2 separate regions of the Homo sapiens genome follow, and region 2 is linked to region 1. Evidence: chromatin contacts called from ENCODE Hi-C or POLR2A ChIA-PET data. All regions are on one chromosome and are shown on one strand. The core of a region is the stretch at or near the end of the contact, and the rest is flanking DNA. Distances in the headings are between cores, read along the strand shown. Region 1 overlaps LINC00592 (long intergenic non-protein coding RNA 592). Region 2 has its middle 5.0 kb from the start of KRT7-AS.

Region 1 (6,562 bases), core at 1,131-3,630:
ATATCATTTTTAAGAAAAAGTTATAAGCAAAACATTCCAAAGATCAGGAAAAGTCATGATTCATTGGTCAGCAAAATGTCCAAAGAGCTGCCTGCCTTCCTAAATAATTTAGTCCCAAAGCTATTAGTTGGGTCCAGGAAGGCAGACATTGTGCCAGGGCAGCAGCTGGGAGGGTTTTTGTCCCAGTACAGACAAGGGCACCTGTGCTGGCAGTGGTGGCTACACAGACAGACTGATTATACACACAGGTATGATGGAAGACACACTTCTCACTAAGGGAGAAAGGATTTATAAGTATGGAAAGGGAGGAACTGAATGAACCATGTGATCATGGGTTTGGTATTGGAGTTTTCAGTGTGGACTCAAGGCCTTCAAGATAGGCAGATAGACAGATAGATGGATAGATAGATAGATGATGGATAGATAGATAGATGGTAGATGATAGATAGATAGATAGATAGATAGATAGATAGATAGATAGATACAGATTTAAATTGTGTAGATGTATATTTACATAAACACATATACAGATATGCACATGTATTTGCTAACTCCACTGATGATTTTATTTCCTGTAGAACATTGTTTATTCAATCAATAGATTATATTTTTTCATTAAAGGTCTCATTATTTCCATGTTGCCCACCACCCAAACAAGACTTAGAGTTGCTGGTTTCGAATATTAAAGCTTAAAGGAAACATCCTTCCCCTGATTCCAGTCCAAGAATCACTGACAAACTGAACGACTCTCAAAAGCAATGAGGGGAACTAGTGCCCAGATCTCGGTTTCCATATCTCATTCTCCACCAAGAGAAACCACTGTTCCTTGGAAAGATGGCCAATGCCATGGGTGGGATAGGGAAAGCACAAGATGAGCCAGGAACATCTTGTTTTAGAAAGCAAGGGAGTGCCTAAAGAATGGAGGGGGTATGGCAAAAGGACACAGAAGCCTGCTGAAGGGGTGACCCCTTGGCCAAGCAGGGAGATTTTCAGCATCAAAATAAATAATGAGGCCAGGTGCTGTCATCCCAGCACTTTGGGACACCAAGGCAGGAAGATCACCTGAGGCCAAGAGTTCAAGGCCAGCCTGAGCAACGTAACAAGACCGTGTCTTTAAAAAAAAAAAAAAAAAAAATTAGCCCGGCATGGTGGTGCACACTTGAAGTCCCAGGTACTTGGGAGGCTGAGACAGGAGGATTGCTTGAGCCCAAGAGTTCAAGGTTACAGTGAGCTACGATCACACCGCTGTACCCCAGCCTGGGTGACAGAGCAGGACCCTATCTCAAAAATAAATTAACAAAAATAAATTAAAATTAATAAAATAAAGCCAAAATAAATCAAGAGTAAAATAGGAATCCCTGAGTCTACACTAATGTAAATAAAAATATGAATAAATAAATGTAGAGAAGAGAGTTTCTTTTTCTGTACAGAAGATGCCAACTAATAAATGCAGAAGTAATAGTGGACTTGGCAACTATCACAGTAATAATTAGGCCAAGAAACATCAATGGTGTTAAAACTAGTGGGAGGAAGTTTGATGAAGATCAAGATACTTACATAGTCTCAAAGGATCTCTCCATAAAGTGCTTTTTAATTACAAAGAGGAAAAAAGTAATTTACCTCGGAGAAGCCTGGCAGACACCATCTTAATCAAGCGATCAAAGTTAACATCACCGGTAATGGAACAAATTAAGATGGTGCAGGGCCTGACAGGATGCCATAGGAAGAAACACAGCATGGTTTCTGTGATTTTCCTACCAGAAATGCAGAATCAGAATCTATTCATGGAGAAACATCACACAAACCCCAATTGAGGGACGTACTACAAAAAACAAGTGTCAAGGTCATGGAAATCAAGACGGAGGAACTATTTCAGATTCGAGAACGCTAACCAGACATGACAGCCGCACGCAACCCCCTGACTCCGAACTGGAACATTTTGCTCTAAAGGACATCACCGGGATAACTGGGAAAAACCAATGGGGTCTGAGGACTTGATGGCAGTAATGTATTGAGATGAAATTCCTGGTGTTAATGGCTGTGTTGTGGTTATGTGAGAGTGAGAATGTCCTTGTTTGAGGAAATACACATTAAAGTATTCAGGAGTGAGGGGCCATCAGGCCAGCAACTTACTCTCAAATGATACAGAAAAAAAAAAGTCCTTTGTACTATTCTTGCAACTTTTTCATAAGTTAAAAATTATTTCAAAGGGGAAGAAAAAGTCCCAAAACTTCATTCTGGCTGTGGCTGAAAGCTCTGAGTCTTTCTTTATCTCACTAAAGGCAAAGGCTGCAGCCAGTTCAGGTGGCCAAACCTGTTCATCCTGACTGTCTTGGGGCAGGCTGCCAGGCGTGGGCAGACAAACACCTCCATGTGCAGGGGTTCAGGCCCGAGGCTGGCCTGGGAGGGCTGGATGCTGGCTGCAGGCCAAGGCTCCAGTGAGGAACCTCAGCACTAAGCACTCCAGGAGGAGGTCGGTGGCCTGTGGCCTCTAGGGCTTGGGATAGGAAGTGAAGCAAACCGGGACTTTTCCTATCCTCCACTGGGACCGAGACCTTACCATCAGGCCTTGAAGGCTCAGGGAAGGAGGAGCCTAGGGAAGGGAGGAGGGGAGAGGAAGAGAGCAGTGCCTTTGCTCTCTGGTATTGTCACATTATATATATAAACACATATATATACACATATATATACACGTGTGTGTGTGTGTGTGTGTGTATATATATATATGTGTGTGTGTGTGTATATATATATATAAAATCTAAGTCACCAGAACCTGTTGTCCTTGGCCCTCTATGCCATTTCCCCTTCACTGTTTCCCCAGCAGGGGTGGCAGGGGTCCAGCTGGTGCAGTTGCCAGTGGAACCAGGAGAGAACTGCCTTAGGAACCAGTGTTCAGTGGCCTGTCACTAAGGGTTTCTGAGGTTTGTTTTTCCCCACAGCAAAGCTGCTGCTTCACTTTTTGCATATTTTAACAGTTTCAATGTTTTCCCTGGGATAGTCCTACAAATTTCAAAAATGGAAAAGCAGTAAGCATTTGCTGATGCATGTCTTCTCCATGCAACTGTGAGCTGCTAAAGGCAAGCGCTGTGCAAACTCACTTTTCTATACACTCCCTCCCAGTGCCTAATAAGGGTCGGTCCACAGCAAGCGCTCAATGAATGCTTTGTTTCTCTGTCCAGGTGTGTGTGTCTGTGTGTGTGTGTGTTCCCGCACTGCCTTTTTCTGCATATCTGGGGGGCAAAGAGATAAGTCCCCACTTCCCTCCATGTTTCAGCCTGCAAAGGCTCTCTCTGAGGCACCTGATTCCTAAATAAGGTCGTTCATGTTTGTGACTGTCTAAAGTGGCGTGCTTTGTTCCTAAGAGATGGATAAGCCATCTTTATCTGCCATAAGAAACAAGTGAGACAATGGCTCCTAGAGATAAGGAGCTGGGCACTGGGCACATGCCTAGTGTGGCTGAAACACTGACTTTTGCACAGCGCAGAGAAGCTTGTCCCCACCCCACCCCAGTCATGAGCACTGTCCATTGTACTGAACGGTCACAGTTTGCAGCAACAGCGGACAATGGACCCCTGCTCAAGAGTCAGAGGTGTGGGAAAGAGGGTTAAAATAGGAATTTCCACTCCTCAGATGTTCTCCAAAGCCTGGTGGAAAGCACATCTGGGTCCTCACTGGTGACTGCTATGATCTAGATAAAGAATAGAGGCTCTCAAGAAATCAGAGATGGGCTCTGGGCTGGCAAGCTAGATCCAGGAGCTCTCATGGAGGTGATGGGGTCCCCAGGCTGGGCAAGCTCTAGGGCTGGAGGTTCTGCCCCCAGCAGTAGTGGCAAAAGCAGCTGTGAAGGCAATGCCTTCGGGAGCTTGCTGGCCCTTTTCAGGCTGTGCTATCTGAAAAGCATCTACGCATCGTACAGCCCATGTCAACAACATTTCGGCCCACAGAGCTGGAATGCTTCATTCAGCCCCAGGGCCTTATCTTCTGAGATCCAGTTACTAGCAACAAGCATCATGATAAGGTGGCAGCCAGGCGCCTGTCTGATCCTGCCTGGGTCCGGCATCTGACCCCAGTATGACCTCCCTCCTCTCCCACCTGGGCCTGACTCATGCTTCCAGAACAGGAACTCGAGGATCCCTGCTGCCCAGCCATAGCTGACTCATGGCTGGTCCAGGGGTTGCTCTGGAAGGGGCTCAGGACAGCTGTCAGCTCTCAGGAAGGAGACACCTGTCATTTCCTGAGCACCTACCATGTGCCAGGCACCAGGCACACCTCTGAATTTCATTGGTATAATTAACTTGAAGGGGATTTCTGATCTTTCGTAGAAAGGAGAAAAATGAGGATCAGGCAGAAGTGAATTCAAAGGCCAATCTCTTAGCACCGAGCACAGCCATCCACTCACCCTCAGTGCACTCCCTGGGGCCAGCCACCACCACCCCTGGGAACCACTGTTTCTTTTCTAAAATTTAAAAAAAAGAGAGAGAGAGATTGGGCCAGGCGCAGTGGCTCACACCTGTAATCCCAACACTTTGGGAGGCCAAGGCAGGCGGATCACTTGAGGTCAGGAGTTGGAGACCAGCCTGGCCAACATGGTGAAACCCCATTCCTACTAAAAAATACAAAAAATCAGCTGGGTGTGGTGGCACAATCCTATAATCCCAGCTACTTGGGAGGCTGAGGCATGAGAATCGCTTGAATCTGGGAGGCAGAGATTGCAGTGAGCCGAGATCGTGCCACTGCACTCCAGCCTGGGCGACAGACTGAGACTCTGTCTCAAAAAAAAAATACAGAGAGAGGGTCTCACTATGTTGCCAAGGCTGGTCTCCAACTCCTGGACTCAAGCAATCTTCCTGCCTCAACTTCCCAAAGCTCTAGGATTACAGGTGTGAGCCACCTCACCCAGCCTCACCGTTTCTTCATTCATTCCTCCATCCCACATTTATCAACGGCTTCCTCTCCTCTGCTTCATGGCCAGTCAGTCCCAGAGGGCAGACTTTGGGAAGCCCACCAGCTCTCCTGAAGGAGTCAGGCTTGCCTGGGAAAGGGGGCACTTGCACCCCAAGTCCACCAAGGCAGAGACAGGTATCCCTACTCCCTGCAACCCTCTCTCAGCCAGCGGGTGGGGCTAGCGTGGCCTCCATGGCTGCAGAGGGGTCTCTGGCCTGGACTGCAGCATGGTCTTGGCAGCACACTCCTGCACCCAGTAGGTGCTTCGGGAGGCATCCTTGCTGTCCCCTGGCATCAGCCCTGCAGTGGGTGAGCAGGTGAGGTGGCAGGAGCAAGGAGATCACCTCTCATTCCTGTGGTTTCAGGTGCCTGGCTGATGTCAGGCCTGAGTGATGTGGCAGTGGGGGCAGGGGGTCACTGTGTCTGGGGCCTGAATGGGGGCTGAGGCTTTTCCTTAAAAGTTCATAAATCACTAAATATGTCCCCTTTCAGCACAGCCACACCCTGGGCCTGTGAGGATGCATCTCCTCATGCAGACACAGACAGCTTTCCTCAGGCCCTGCTCACTGCTCACATGTGCCTTTATGGTGCCACAGGGATATGGTCTCATATCCCTCACACGTGCAGTGAATACACACATGTGCACATAACTCACACAGGCAGATAGTCCCTCTTGGGCACACAGGTGCATGCTACAAGCAGCCTTGTGTAAGTGCCCACAGCCCCCTCCCACCTCACACATGTCCACGTGGCTTCATGCTATTCCGGTGCCCACTGGTGTCCCCAGGCACAGAGAAGCACACACTTGGCAGGGCACTTAAGCTTCTCCAAGCACTCAGGGAAACACATGACTTTGTGCTATCGCACATGCTCCCAAATGTACACACTCACAAATATGCAAAGTCTGCAGGAGCCTGAATTCCATCACACACCTGCACAGTCATGTGCACTCAGCACTCACACATACACTGCGGTTCCCAGGGGTGGTGCTCACTCAAGGCAGAAGGTACACACTCAAATCATGCACACACACCAGATGCGCACGTGCATGCATGAACAACAGACTATGCCCAGGTGTCCACACAGCATTCGCACGTTCATGCCCACCAGTAGACTTGTAAGCGGGACCTTCAGGACATCAGGAACGAGAGTACAGCAGGGAGGGAACTGCAGCTGGCAGGATGCTGCAATCCCCAGCCTCACCTCTGGGAGCCGCTGTCGGGTCTGCAGCCAAGCCCTTGGCTTGGAAGGGCAGGAGCCTGCCTGAGGCACAATCCCACTGGCCTGAGCCAGCAGGTGGCACAGCTCAGGCTGGACCCAGCCAGCCTCAAGGAGGGAAGAGAGGGACATCATGGTGGCGCTGGACTCCCTGCAGGGTATGGGATGAACTCTGCTGCTCAGATGGGCAGGGGCTGCAAGAAGGAAGAATGGGCAGCTTGAACTCAGGGAGGCGGGTCTGTGGTGGGGCAAGTGGATGGAATAGAACTGGAGGGTGGAGGAGGAGATGGGAAATGGAAGGGCAGGGGGTTAAGGAAGAAATAAAGGAGGCAGAGGGAAGGACTGCGGGGAGGGAGACGAAAAGGTTGAGGATAGGAGGGGAGTGAGAGAGAAGAGAAGC
Region 2 (6,350 bases), core at 2,995-5,494, 34 kb before region 1:
GGGTTGGTTTGAATGCCCAGAAGAAAGGGATGGACAAGTTCCCTTCAGTCCAACACTTTTTTGATTCTTGTGACCACCTCCAAAAGATCCAGTTCCCGGAATGTGTTTGCCTGTGCCTTCATTCCCATTTTTTTTCCTCCCCAGATCTGAGCCTTGTGTGTTTTGTCCCCAGGTATGAAGAAGAGGTGGCACTAAGGGCCACTGCTGAGAATGAATTTGTGGCCTTGAAGAAGGTGAGTGACCCCAGAATCCTTGTCCCCTAACTCAGAATGGAGGCCAGAGACAGAAGGGTCCTAGACCCAAAGGTTTGAGCTGGGAGACCTTGACTAACATCAGGCTCTCTGTAGTTCGGAGAGGTGGAGGGACTCCCTTAGAATCACACGGCCCAGCTTCTTTCTGTTCCTTTCCCCAGTGCTCCAGTGCTCCCTGGGTGCCTCTGGCAGCAGAATACACTGCCTGCTTCAGGCAGGGCAATATTCTCCCCCATCTGAGGTTGCTGCCATATAGCCACCAGATTTTCACCTCCTTCGGCCCTGCGCCTGGCATAGAGTAGGCACCCTGTAAATATTTGCGAGTGAAAGAGCAGGTGAATTATAGACAATGGCTGCATCCTCAGGCCAGCAACAGCTCAGAACCACAGGCAGGGGCAGTGACCGTCATTCCTTGCCTCTTAGACTTGACTCTGTACAAGTGCCTGGACTCTCATTAGGCCCTTCCAGCCACCTCCATATGAGGAAAGCAGGGGTTATTGTGAGAAAATGAGGTGCAGAGGTTAAGGGGGCTGCTCAGAGTGACACTGACTTGGAAGGGACAGAGTTGAGCCCTGAGCCCTCTTCTGACCACAGATCTAGATTATCTTCCATGAGATTCCAGAGCGGAGAGGGGTGGGGCATCATTAGAATTTACCCACTGTACACCAGATCTTAAGTTTTGGTGATAGTGCATGACATGGATTCTAGAGAAATCATCCCAGTGGGTGCCAGAGGAAGTACCTGCAAACCTCAGTGTCCCCCTCCCTTACCCAAACCTGCTCTTGACGCCACTACTAACTGTATAAGGGGCTTCACCAAGGCATGATACCAGGCACTGGGATGAGCACGTACAGAGGGTTTCCAGGGAAGCTGCTCAGCCTGATGGGGTGCCCCTCCCTGGTAGGAAAAAAACAAGGGTTCTGAATTGTCTCCCAGTGCAATTCCTGTGCCACCTTCTCCCCTTTAGGATGTGGACTGTGCCTACCTGCGCAAATCAGACCTAGAGGCCAACGTGGAGGCCCTGACCCAGGAGATCGACTTCCTGAGGCGGCTATATGAGGAGGTGCGGGGTCACAAAGCAGCGGGGCAGCAAGGAGGATATGAGTTAGACATTGGAAAATACTTGTCACCATTCAGCTTCTGACCCTATGGTGGGACAAGGGGAGAAACCCCAGGCAGGTTCACCATGAGCAGGTGAAGAAGTGTGGCTTGACCTCCCACTGCCATGCCCCAGGCAACCTGGTGTTCCTGGTTACTAAAGTGACAATTGCCACAAGGTGGTAAACTCTGGTCCTAGACCCAAAGGTTCAAGCTGGAAGGTCCTGATTAAAATCAGGCACTGGGCCTCAGACATGGACTCTCTACCTCCAAGTCCTCTAGGCTCAGGACTCTGGGCTTGAGGAGTCCTGAGGGGGTCCCAGGGTTGAGGTGGAAGACTGTAACTGGGAGGGTGGGGCTTCAGACATCGAAGAAGCAGGGAAAGGGGACAAGGGATGATGATGAGGGTGGGCTACCAAGAGTAGGGCTCTGGTCTAAGAAGCTCTTGCCACTCCCCATCTCCTGCAGGAGATCCGCGTTCTCCAGTCGCACATCTCAGACACCTCAGTGGTCGTCAAGATGGACAACAGTCGGGACCTGAACATGCACTGTGTCATCACTGAGATCAAAGCTCAGTACGATGACATTGCCACCCGCAGCCGGGCCGAGGCCGAGTCCTGGTACCGCAGCAAGGTGAGTGGCACAGGACACCTGCCTGCTAGACATGGCAGTTGGAGGGATGCAAGGTACCTATTAAATAGGCTTCCTTTTCTGGGGATTCTGGTCCCTACGGATGGGAAGATAAGGGCTGCCTCTCTGAGGTTGGGGTAGCAGGGCAGGACTGCCATGTGTGGTTGCACAGGCTGAGCACTGCACAACCTGCACAATCATCCGTGGTGTCCTGAATGGATGGGAGGTCCCACCCTGAGCCTCATAAGCAACTCTACTTCCCCAGTGTGAGGAGATGAAGGCCACGGTGATCAGGCACGGGGAGACCCTGCGCCGCACCAAGGAGGAGATCAACGAGCTGAACCGCATGATCCAGAGGCTGACAGCCGAGGTGGAGAACGCCAAGTGCCAGGTATGGGAGCCCAGCCCACCCCTCAGTGTAGGAAGAGAGTGGGGTTAGCCCTCAGGAGAGGGATTTGGGTTAGACCCCTTGCCAGTGTGTGGGGACAAGGGCAAACACCCAGCATGAGGACAGACAGCCTCCTCCATGGAAAACGTTCTCCATTCTCGCTGAATGGAGGCATTGGGGCAATATGGAGGGAATGAGGTGCTTCCAAGGGCAGAGTGGGGCAGAGGAAATAGCACCAGTCTAAGGGGCAGGAAACCTGGGCTCTCAAACAAGCTCTGCCACTAGTTTGCCATGAGACTTGGGAAAGGCATTTAACCTCTCTGGCCTGTTGTTCTAGATCAGTGATCACACATTCAGACATCAATGGGGTTAGTAAATGAGCGAAGCAAGCAAGCTGTTCCCAAGGCACTTGGGTATGATAGGGACTATGGTAAACTGGAAAGCACAAAAGGCAGGGCTAGGCAGATCCAACTGAGGCAGGCCATGCAGAAATGCAGGTCCAGTGTGGCCAGATCCTCTGATCTTTTGAAAGAAGCCAAGAATTTCAATTATTGTGTTAAATTTCCAAAATTGAAGACACTGTGCAAACATGCCTGGGAGCACTAATTTGCAACCCCTGGCCTAACAAATAGACAAGGCCTCTTTTTCTTCTGCTAGTCAGTGGTCAGTGGTTACCTGGCCTCTGACCCTGAAGCCAGAACAGAGATCCTTAATAACCCTCCCTTGCCTCCCAGAACTCCAAGCTGGAGGCCGCGGTGGCCCAGTCTGAGCAGCAGGGTGAGGCGGCCCTCAGTGATGCCCGCTGCAAGCTGGCCGAGCTGGAGGGTGCCCTGCAGAAGGCCAAGCAGGACATGGCCTGCCTGATCAGGGAGTACCAGGAGGTGATGAACTCCAAGCTGGCCTGGACTTTGAGATCGCCACCTACAGGCGCCTGCTGGAGGGCGAGGAGCAGAGGTGAGGACCACAGCTGTGGGGAGGGTGTCCCCTCAGTTTCCCCCAGGCAGTGCTGCAGTGCTTCAACACCCAGGAGCATGTCTGCATATTATTTACTTGGAATGTGCATCAACGCTAATTGGAGGAGAGAATTTGCAGGTTAAACAGATTTCACCAGCTTTGCTCCCCACAACTAATTTCTGTCTCTTTGCTTTCCCTATAAGGTTGTGTGAGGGCGTTGGTGCTGTAAATGTCTGTAAGTAATCCATTTTGTGGGTCCTGAAATAACAGCTTGGGGTTCTGGGCAGGCAAACTTTTTCTTAGAGCTTCAGATAGTAAAAACTTTAGGCTCGTGGGCCATGTAGTCTCTGCCTCAACTGCTCCACTCCGTTGTCATGTAAAGCAGCCACAGCCAAAGGCAATACTTGAAGGAAGCGGTATGACTGGGTTCCAAGAAAACTTGATTGACAAACAGGAAGCCTGCATGTGGCCGTAGTTTGCAGACTCTAAAAGGAAAGATGGAGTGGGGCAGTGAGTGCTTATAGTAACTTAATTAGCTACAGTCATGTACCACATAAGGACTTTTAGGTCAAGGATGGATGGAATATAGGACAGTAGTCCCATTAGATTATACCATATTTTTACTCTACTTTCCTAGGTTTAGCTATGTTCAGATACACAAATACCTACCATGGTGTTACAGTTGCCTTTAGTCTTCAGTACAGTCACATGCTGTACAGATTTGTAGCTTAGAAGCAACAGGCTATGCTATAGGGTAAACTTGTCAAACCCCTGACCAGAAGGCTGCATACAGCCCAGGACGGCTTTGAATGTGGCCCAGCACAAATTTGTAAACATTCTTAAAACTTACGAGATTTTCGTGTGTGTGATTTTTTAAAGCTCATCAGCTACCGTTAGTATTAGTGTATTTTATGTGTGGCCCAAGACAATTCTTCTTCTTCCAGTGTGGCCCAGGGAAGCCAAAAGATTGGACACCCTTGGGGCCTGGGTGTGGTGGCTTACACCTGTAATCCCAGCACTTTGGGAGGCCAAGGCAGGTGGATCACTTGAGGTCAGGAGTTTGAGATCAGCCTGGCCAACATGGTGAAACCCCGTCTCTACTAAAAATAAAAAAATTAGCCGGGCAAGGTGATGGACACCTGTAATCCCAGCTACTAGGGAGGCTGAGGCAGGAGAATCACTTAAACCCAGGAGGCAGAGGTTGCAGTGAGCCGAGATCGCGCCACTGCACTCCAGTCTGGGCGATAGAGAGAGACTCCGTCTCAAAAATAAAAATAAAAAATAAAAAAGGTTGGCCACCCTCGCCACAGAGCCCAGGTGTGTAGTAGGCTACAACATGTAGGTTTGCGTATGTGCACTCCATGATGTTCGCACAATGACAAAATCATTTAATGCTGTATTTCTCAGAACATGTCTCTGTTGTGAGGCGAAGCATGGCTATGTCTGCCTATAGAGAGGACCTGGGCTAACAGTGTATCAAGGACGCCTGAGGCTAAGACTGCAGGAAGGAGTGCCCATGTGAGGGTTTGAGGGGCGCGCATAGAAACAGAGGGGAGAAGCTCTGAGCAGAAGGGGCCTCTGGCCGCCAGGAGACTGGGCCCTGTCCTCCCCCTCTGGCAGGTGTCAGCAGCTCTCGCGGCGGGGTCTTATGCGGGGACCTGTGCGTGTCGGGCTCCCGGCCGGTGACGGGCAGCGTCTGCAGTGCCCCCTGCAGCGGGAACGTGGCGGTGAGCACCGGCCTGTGTGCGCCCTGCGGCCAGAGCAGCGGCAGCGGCCGCTCCGTGCGCTTCGCCTGAGCGCCCCACTTTGTACCGACGCCGCCTCACCAGCAGCAGCCTCTGCCTCCAGAGGCAGCCCGGAGCTCCCACGGTCCCCAGACGTGGGGAAGGAGGGCTTCGGGGCCCAGCCTCCCCATCGGCCCCCACGCCGCGCCTTCCTGTCTCGCATCCCCGCCCGCTAGTCCCTTCACTGCTTCCGAGAGCACAGGGCTCCTAGCCCGCAGCTCTCCCAACCCCCGAATCTAAAGGACTGTCCTCGCAGCCCTAGGTAAAGACCCCGGTCCGGAGGCCTGGATGCCTGTGGCTTCTGAGGGACAGATGGGCCTGGAGCCCCTTGGTGTGGACTTGCTGTGCCTTCTAATCCAATGTCTTCTAATACACGTGCAGGACAGGCCACCTCTCCTGCCTGGCTGCCTGGCTCCCTCCCTCTCCCCTGTGCTTGTCTCAGCATTTCCAGTAAAGCTCCTGATCATATGCATTGTGCCCTGAGAGTCTCTCCTTCCTCTTGCCCACTTGGTCTTCTTAGTCGGGAGGGAGAGGGCCTGGATCTCCTGACACCTTGGGTGGGAACCCCATCACTGTGGCTGCTGGTCCACTTTTTCCACTCTCCACCCCAGCCCCCACCTCAGCATTTGAAAGTTCCCTGACCATAGGGTCAAATATACAGACTTCCTCCCAGAAGCCAACACATCCCACATAGCTCCCCCATCCACACCACCACCATCACCCCTGGGGTCCCAGACACAGAGACCTCCCTGTGGCTCCACAGTACCCATCATATGTGCTGCTGCCCATCAGGGACACATTTCCCCATGCATAGGCCCTGCCACAGAACACCTGCCACACTCACAGACACACAGACCTGTGTGTCGGGGACTCTGACATAGAAGCCCCCATCAAGCACTGACTTAACACAGATGTCCTTCCCCACTCCCATGGATCCAGATACAAACCCATCCCTCCACTAAGGTCCTAGGCACAGACCTGTTACCGGGGATCTAGACTCTAGGACCCTCCTCCCATGCACACACACACCTCCCCCCCACAACCACTACCTCCACAGAATTCAAGATGCAGAGGACCTCTCCAGGGCCCCAGGCCTGGCTGACCATGAGCCTGGCAGACCCAGCACCAGGAAGGGCTGAGGACGGCTGGCATGAAAGTTGGCTGGGCCACCCGAAACTGGAAGCTGGGGCAGCTGAACGTCTGTGGCCTCCTCACAAAAGGAATGTGCTCTGGCAGCTCTGGGCA

What was found. A loop is a pair of places that touch in the nucleus more often than their neighbours do. ChIA-PET counts read pairs that join two places held with the same protein, here RNA polymerase II (POLR2A). Pooled maps may share reads with other maps.
Region 2: a loop to region 1 is called in a map of CD8-positive, alpha-beta T cell, with 5 times the contacts of the local background. The contact joins two enhancer-like sites. A Hi-C loop is called at or near these places in 5 of 168 maps with a recorded cell type or tissue (CD8-positive, alpha-beta T cell, PC-9, dorsolateral prefrontal cortex and 2 more), 1 of 37 single-sample maps with no recorded cell type and 12 of 50 pooled maps. POLR2A ChIA-PET finds 5 or more read pairs at or near these places in 9 of 52 experiments (A549, MCF 10A, PC-3 and 5 more).

What each region holds. Positions count from the first base shown.
Region 1 is chr12:52,213,274-52,219,835 of GRCh38, reverse strand. The region is part of intron 3 of LINC00592 (long intergenic non-protein coding RNA 592); the gene reads right to left. LINC02874 (long intergenic non-protein coding RNA 2874) reads left to right here and starts at 6,253. Exons shown (of 3, transcript NR_164133.1): 1 at 6,253-6,320. RefSeq lists an enhancer at 5,828-6,389. Within about 2 kb of position 2,380, at least 15 of the 41 ENCODE cell types and tissues checked have a DNase peak (open chromatin) inside an H3K27ac peak, as active enhancers do; they include PC-9, where a contact is called at or near this core.
Region 2 is chr12:52,249,233-52,255,582 of GRCh38, reverse strand. It overlaps a transcript of KRT7 not described here and the pseudogene KRT87P. Among named protein-coding and RNA genes, the nearest start is that of KRT7-AS, 5.0 kb to the right of the region's middle. RefSeq lists enhancers at 2,646-3,146, 3,147-3,647, 5,177-5,783. Within about 2 kb of position 4,244, at least 6 of the 41 ENCODE cell types and tissues checked have a DNase peak (open chromatin) inside an H3K27ac peak, as active enhancers do; they include PC-9, where a contact is called at or near this core.